Linked DNA regions of Mus musculus: all the other regions are linked to region 1. The links are chromatin loops, found by intact Hi-C in ENCODE. Cell type or tissue: heart. All regions are shown on one strand.

The links. Hi-C counts contacts between places; a loop is a spot of excess contacts. Peaks named below come from ENCODE experiments on the same cell type or tissue, not always from the same donor. Only the 100,000 strongest peaks of a DNase experiment are listed, where the experiment ranks them.
Region 2: a loop joins it to region 1, with 3 times the contacts of the local background. A loop is called at or near these places in 5 of 42 quality-filtered maps.
Region 3: it touches region 1 in a loop (2.6-fold over the local background); 5 of 42 quality-filtered maps call a loop at or near these places.

Annotation. Positions count from the first base shown.
Region 1 is chr1:177,981,789-177,984,288 of GRCm38, reverse strand. It overlaps a transcript of Catspere2 not described here. Among named protein-coding and RNA genes, the nearest start is that of Catspere2, 8.4 kb to the left of the region's middle. In heart, a CTCF peak has its summit at 1,215; a DNase peak (open chromatin) is centred at 998; H3K4me3 peaks cover 1,104 bases; H3K27ac peaks cover 847 bases.
Region 2 is chr1:178,309,120-178,311,619 of GRCm38, reverse strand. LOC115487370 (a long non-coding RNA gene) reads left to right here. Exons shown (of 2, transcript XR_003948789.1): 2 at 1,857-2,500. Among named protein-coding and RNA genes, the nearest start is that of Cox20, 8.8 kb to the left of the region's middle. In heart, a CTCF peak has its summit at 1,306 (motif pointing left); no DNase peak of the experiment used is centred here.
Region 3 is chr1:178,302,160-178,304,659 of GRCm38, reverse strand. No RefSeq gene overlaps it. Among named protein-coding and RNA genes, the nearest start is that of Gm46174, 3.0 kb to the right of the region's middle. In heart, a CTCF peak has its summit at 1,064 (motif pointing right); a DNase peak (open chromatin) is centred at 1,059.

The DNA.
Region 1 (2,500 bases):
GGATTCTAGGATCACCTCTGTGATCGCTAAATAATTCAACGGCGCTATTTTCTTCATAAATTTTCGCTTCATTCATTTTTATGAGGATGCCTTGGAGGTGAGGGTGTATTGGCTCCGGTTCACCTCTGGGGAGACGCTAGCATCCGCATCGAAGCTGTGACTTTCTAGACTTGAAGGGCTTGAGAGTTGTCGGAAGCCTCGAGCATTTGGAGACAGACAAGGGCCAGCAGGAGCAGGGCAGAGGGGAGCTGAGCAGCTTAGAGGCCAGGTGGCAGTTGGGAGGGAGGTCGCCCTGCGACCGAAGCTTCGCGGATAGGACACGGCTCATCCGCCCAGGGGTCGGGCCCACAGCCAGGGGAGCTGAGGGCTGGGACGAGGCTCGAGCCCAAGCCCTCTTTCGGACTGACTGGGACACCTCCAGGAGGCGCGCGGGCCAGTCTCGGGATTAGAAGACAGCGCGACTGTCCCCTCCCCCCACCCCTGAGAACTAAGCTGGAGGCGGAGGCGCGAGGCAGGAAGCACCGGGCCGGGGTCCCGACCCCTGACAGGGCCGGCCGGCGCGGGCCGCCAGGTGCCTCACTCACCACGTCGTAGACGTTGAGCACCACTAACTGGTTAGCCCCCATCCTTCTCCCCACGGCCGCCGCCTCGTTCTCCAGCCGCTCGGTCTCCGCGGGGCGGAGACGCTGCCACCCCCGCGGGCGCCTCAGGCAGGGCTCGAGCCGGGCACTAAGCGTCCAGCCCGGCCCACCGCAGCCGGGGCGGAAGCATCCGGCAGCCGGGACCGCTCCCGGGAGACGCTGTCAGGAACCTGTATGAGGACCCGGCTAGACAGGTGGAGAGGCAGCTCCAGCTCAGGCGCCTCCCCTCGGCCGCAGACACGTGGGGGAAGGCGGGGCCTGGGCGAGGGGCGGGCTTTAGGCACCCTGGAGGCGGGGCCGGGCAGGATCCAGGGATGAGCCCGCCTGCGTCTTGAGGTTCTCAGGCTCTGCAGCTGGAGACCTAAAATGGCGACAGGCCGGATGCCTCTTCACCCTGGTGGCTCGAGGTCGCAGAAAGACTACCGTTCCCAGAAAGGAGAGCGGAAACCCGCGATTCCTATTGGGCGTGTAAGCAGTCTGACTACATGTCCCAGCATGCACCAGGATATTGTAGGCACTCACGTCTCCCTGGGAGACTACAGTTCCCAGGATGTCATGCAGGGGATGTCAACCTCCCTCTAGGTTGTGGATTTTGCCTTTATAAGCCTGTTGGAAAATAGGGTCAGGGTCAAACTCCTCTACCACTGCGTAGTGTATGAGTCTCAGCCTCAGCATGCTGGCTTGTGTGCCATTAAAAGACAAAAGTACATAGAGTTTGTCCAGGGAACCTTCGCTGTTAGTCCTTGGTTAGCAGAGACTCCATTTGCCTTTTAGTTTTCAGTGCTGTTTTTGGAGTTTGTAGCGTGAGATGTGAATACAACGTAATGTGAAGAAGTGATGACTAAGTTTTCCAAAGCCCTTCTGCTTTTTTTCTTTTTTAATTTTTGAAAATAAAGAAGTGAGGCAATAAATGGAGGAAGGTTACCCTTGTAAAAGTGGGATGTAAGAAAGTCTCAGTTAACCCTCAAAACAGAATTCACATTTAGTGAGAGTATCCTGCGCTGGTTGGAAGAGTGTAGCAACTCATAGATTAGCTCAGTCCTAGGACACAGTGTTTGCGCACCCATTCAACAAATATATTTTGTGTTCCTAGTGTATGCCATGTAATATGGTAGACCTGGGAATTCAGCAACTGAACAGACACGGGAGACAAACAAAATTCCAGCAATGAGTATTTTGTAGAAAAATTGAGATAATTTAGAGTTATCTTAGGATGTGTGGGCAATGACTAGTTTTAAGCTAGAATCTGAATGACAGAAAGCTAGTCAAAAATAAGAAAGCCAAGAATTCCAATTAGAGGAGACATAAGTACATAGACATAAGACATGTTTTCTGTATTTAAGGAACAAAATAAAAGTTCTCTGTGGCTAGAACATAATGAGCAAAGAGGTGATCTGTGGACAGACAGTTAACTGGTCAGAAGACATCCTGAGTTTTCAGTTAACTAAGATTGAATATCTATTTTACATTTTAGATTTATCAATTGTGTGTGTGTTTGTGTGTCTCTGTGTGTGAAAGAGTGGAAGAGAGAGTCAGAGAGAGAAAGACAGAGACAGAGACAAAGACATCGAGGGGTGCAGGTGACCAAAGAGGACAGAGGGCAGGAATGCTCTGCAACCGAAGTTATAGGCTGCTGTAAGTTGCTTGACCTGAGTGTTGGGAACCAAACTGAGATCCTCTGCAGAGCAACAAGTGCTTTTAGTGGGCAAGCCATCTCTCCAAACTCTGAGGTTGGATTTTAAATGAAGAGTTGGTAGGGTTTGAGCCAAGGAACGACATGAATATGTACATAAGTCTCTTAAAAGATTGCTTGAGAGCTGGAGAGATGGCTCAGTGGTTAAGAGCACTGGCTGCTCTTC
Region 2 (2,500 bases), 330 kb before region 1:
CCTCCATTTTCCCTAGCTCGGGTGAATGGTATTATAATGTAGATTAAGTCTGGATAGTTTTATTTCAGAAAATTCACATAAGCTGTCAAGTTGACAGGATAACCTAAAGCTGTCCTCCCTTTAGCTTCAGCAATGACCATTGGGCCTATTTTATTTCATCTGTCTCCATCACGTATGTGTGAAAAAGAGGTATGTGTTTTGGGGCAAGGGGAGTGAGTATCTGTGAACACTGTGGCCAGCAAAGTTGATCCAAGGGAGGCAAGAAGGTGGTTTGATTCAACAACACTAAGTAGCCTGTGCTGGCTCAGACTTTGGGACCCTGAGTGGTTTATGCTAGGTATATTTACAGCACAATTAGGTGAAAAGTTTCCTCCTGATAATTAACACAGTCTCATGTGTACAATAAAGCGTACAATAAGCTAGGTAACGATTAGATGTTGCTGGGCTGGAGAGATGGCTCAGCAGTTAAGAGAACTGCCTGCTCATCCTGAGTTCAATTCCCAGCTTCCACGTGGTGGCTCATGCCCGTCTATAATGAGATCTGGGTTGCATGCTAGAACGCACTGACCTCCCTCAGTACCTGTGTTCTTAGCAACTGTTGATAATGTCAGATTAAGCCATTTCTTGTGTGATTACTTCCATTCCTCCTACATTGATTAACTGGAATCTGTAGTGGAGAATTGGGGTTACTGTAAAGCTCTTTCCAAACACAAACGGTGAGTCTTTGGGGTGAGAGGAGCAGTGTTAGAGCCACCTGAATGTGTGAGCATGCCAGACAAGCACTGGTGTCTCTCCTTAGCTGTTCTTTTAAAAATTTATAGCCGGCACAGGACTTTAATCCCAGCACTCAGAAGGTAGAAGTAGATGGATCTCTGACTTTGAGGCCAGCCTGGTCTATAGAGTGAGTTCCAGGACAGCCAGGGCTACACAGAGAAACCCTGTCTTGAAAAAACCAAAACCAACCAAATGAAGACAAAAAACAAAACACAAACAAACAAAACCCCAAACCATTCATTCATTCGTTCCCAAGCCTTTTTCCTTTTGGTCTCCATTTATTAAATTCTGAGGTTATAAAGGTTTATGACGTTTTGTTCCAGGCTGGAGACATAACTCAGGTGGTAGAGTGCTTGCCTAGTTGCAAAGCCCTTGGGTTCCATCTCCAGCACTGACAGGCAGGGCATAATAGTGCCTGCCCAAGAGCCCAGCAGTTGAGAGATGGAGGCAAAAGATTTCAGAACTTCAAGGTCATCTTTGGCTATGTAGTGAGTTTGACAATCTCCCTTACCACTTTGAGCACAGATGCAATTGGGCAACAAATTGTGCTCCCTAGTGGGCAATCTGTTTATTATACTGTTTATTGGGTGTGCAAAAGCAACTAACAAAACTCCACTGAGTATTTGTGTTTCTAAAAGATTCTACAATTAAATGTTTTTGTTTTTATGCACGTGTGTGTGTGCTAGTGGAATGTGGTGTTCATTTGAGTGCCAAGGAGCCAAGATGGAAAGGTGGAGGTCAGAGAACAATTTGAGACGGTTCTCTTCTTCCTCCTTGTGGGTCCCAAGGATAGAACTGGCAGGCTTGGCAGGGAGTTTGTTTTCCCACTCACACATCCCACTGGCTCCAGATTCTGCAAATTTTTGTCAAGAATTTTTTTGTTTGTTTTAAAATAAAACACAGGTGTGGCTAATTGCACACAACCAACTATATAGCTGTTAGGCCCTCTTACAGAAAATACCCCTGTAATTACCACCTGGGTCAAGAAATACAATTTGACAGCTTTGAAGAGGACCTGTGCTCTACCAAGCACAGGTAGGCAGCCATGCAATTAACAAATGTATTTATAACTCCTGAACCAGGAGAGGGAGCCCCTTCCAGAGGGAGGCTCAGGACTGGATGTCACCAACAGCTGTGACAGTGGGATTCCAGCAAGACTTCTGAACTGTCAGGCACGGGGAGGAGGGAAATGAAGAGGAGGAAGAGAACTCCTATGAACTGCTGCCAAACTTCGGTCAGCTCCAGAAACACCCAAGGAAAAGGCTAAGGAGCAAGGGGATGGCAGACTTGGTGATTACTCTTGCTTGGGACTCTGGGATGACCTGCTCCTTGGGGATATTTTTCCTGCCTGTGCCTCCCCAAGAGTCTGGGAGGTTTGCAGGGACTGGTGGGTTTCTCTGGCCGACCTTAGACTTCATCCAGATAAGACTGCTTGCATTGGTTAAGCATTTCAGCCCTTTTCATGCACATCTGTTGAACTGACTTATAAACGTGCCAACCCTTTACAGCACTTAGTTTTCCAAGTAGCAGAACCTGCTAAGCCCCCAGGAGACCCACAGCTTTCAGATACCATGGTTGATAATCCAGTGTGGAATGAAAATGTTCTGACTCTGACCCTAAGTGTTCTGATGTGGAGGGCCTTTTGGGGTGCTGCTTGGCAGGAGTCTGACATTGGCCAAGGACAAGGAAATGGGCTTCAGGCAGGAATCTGACATTGGCCATGACA
Region 3 (2,500 bases), 320 kb before region 1:
GGTATAAGTATAAATATTTCAGAAGCATTTGACATCATGTCATGTAGTAAAACAGTAGTCGTAGTTTCTTTCTAGCCATGGACTTAAAAAAAGGATGTATCTTAATTATGTGAATACACGTGTGTTGGACTGATTCTGTATATATGTGTACAAGGTCCAAAGAGACCAGAAGATGGGAGAAGATGCCCTGGAGCTAGAGTTATGGGTAGGCAAGACACCTGATGTGCTGCTGCAAACTGAAATGAGGTCTCCACAAGTGTATCACATTACTGTTGAGCCATTTCTCCAGCCCCAAGCCATGGGTTTTGGACCAGCTTTACAACTCTGGGCCTGAATTCCTTCCTGTGGAATAGTCCTTTCTGCCACTCTGCCTCTCTGCTTCTGCCTCTCTGCCTCTCTGCCTCTCTCTGCCTCTCTGCCTCTCTCTACCTCTCTGCTTCTGCCTCTGCCTCTCTGCCTCTGCCTCTCTGCCTCTCTCTGCCTCTGCCTCTGCAATGCTGGAATCTTTTCTTCTTCCTTCTCCTTTTCTTCCCCTTCCTCCTCCTCCTCCTCCTCCTCCTCCTCCTCCTCCTCCTCCTCCTCCTCCTCCTCCTCCCCCCCCTCCTCCTCCTCCTCCTTCTCCTCCTCCTCCTTCGTTTTTCAATAGGGATTCTCTCTGTAGCCTTCTTGGCCTTAAACTAGAGATGTGCTCGCCTTTGCCTCCTGAGGGCCAGGATTAAAGATGTGCACTGCCCCCCCCCCCGAAAACTCTTCCTATTTTAAAGTTATATATTTAAATTATCTTACAAAATAGTAGTGGGATTCCATAGAGTTTGGAGTTTGTTGGTGTCTTGTTTTATTTTTGTTTTGAGACAGAGTCTTGGCTGTGTGGCCCTGGCTGACTTTGAACTCACAGAAGCCTGCCTGCCTCTGTATCGCAGGTGTATACAGGGCTTTTCTACAGCCTGAGCTCTTGTCCACTCTCCTAGCCCCTCCTCTACTCTTTATAGTAGTTAATTTTATTCCAAGAAAAAAAATGCATATGGAAGTCACTTCTGTTATAGGAGTCTTGTTTTGCCTATTTCACCACCAGGTGGCGCCACAGCACACTTACCCGTTGCTGCTTAGATGGACTTCCTCCTAATTTACTAAATGGGGCAAGTTCAGTTACTTAAAAACAAAGAACTTGTATTTAGTTGCATCATGAAACCCTAAACATCCTAGAGAATGTAATGAAGACTAAAAATAAATAAACATATTGGTCTGGTGTAGGGGGAAACATTGGAAAACTGGAGAAATGGAAGGGGGGGGGGTCATCTCACTGTTGCTTTATGAAGTTCACTTACACCAGGAAGATGTGTAGTTTTCTTTGCAATGATCCTTTCCCAGAGACTCCATCATGGTTTTCAAATGTTATTGATTGAAAATTTTAAGGCACTGTGTGGTATCACAAGCCTTTAATCCCAACGCTAACAATGAAAAGGCAGGCAGATCAGTATGAGTTCAAGGTCAGCTCAGTCTACATATAGAGTTCCAAGCCAGCCAGGACTACATGGTGAGATGCTATCCCTAAAACAAACAAACAAACAAACAAACAAACAAACAATAAAATCTCTTGGACAATGTTTTTTTGGATCACTAAAGTGTGGGGGTTTAACTCAGAAGAGAGTCCTGAGATAGAGGGTACAGACAAGTTCTGCTAGTCTTCTGTGGAGATTAAAAAAAAATCCTTTCATGAACAGAGATGTACAGGGCAATTTAGGGTCAAGGGTCAAATGAGTTTTCAGGCTGTGAGTGCTGTGCTCCAGGCTCTGAGATGGACAGAGGCTTAAGAAGCCTCCTGTGATCCTCAGCCACAGAAGCCAAGCTGTGGTTCAGGCCAGTGACAGCCCTGGCAGAGCCCCTGGAGGCTAATTTGGGCCTTTCATTCTCATGGAGCCTCCAGTAGGCATATGACAGCAGTTTTGCTGTGGAATGGTCACTGGGATCGTGGAGAACATACCAAAAAGACCAGAGAGAGTGGGGAAAAGAGACCAGTTTTCACCTTGAACACTTGACGTGTCATTTAGAGGCTTGTCTGAGCTTCCCACGGTGTGAGTAAGCATCAGCAAAGGTGAATGACTGAGAGGACAGACGATCCACTCTGGGATGGGTCTACTGCGGGGAACACTGCACACTTGATGCACATGTGCAACCTTGTGTCCACAGCTGTGCTGGCTGTGGGATTGCAAAAGGACTCTTGGCCTGGTGAGCAAACCTGCTCATTTGGTTTCAAGGGAATTTGTTAGTACTACAACATGGGAGAAGAGAGACAGGTAATTTGTGTCAGGGTAGGCAGGGGAAGTGAGAGCATGCGCGTGCGTGTGTGTGTGTGTGTGTGTGTGTGTGTGTGTGTGTGTGTATTATGAGGGAACAGGGATGTAGCTATAACCCCACCTCATCATCTAAGAATGGGTTCAATGTCCATTGGAACAATTTGAATTTGCCCTCCAAGGCTGTCCTTTCATGGAGATTGGCTGAC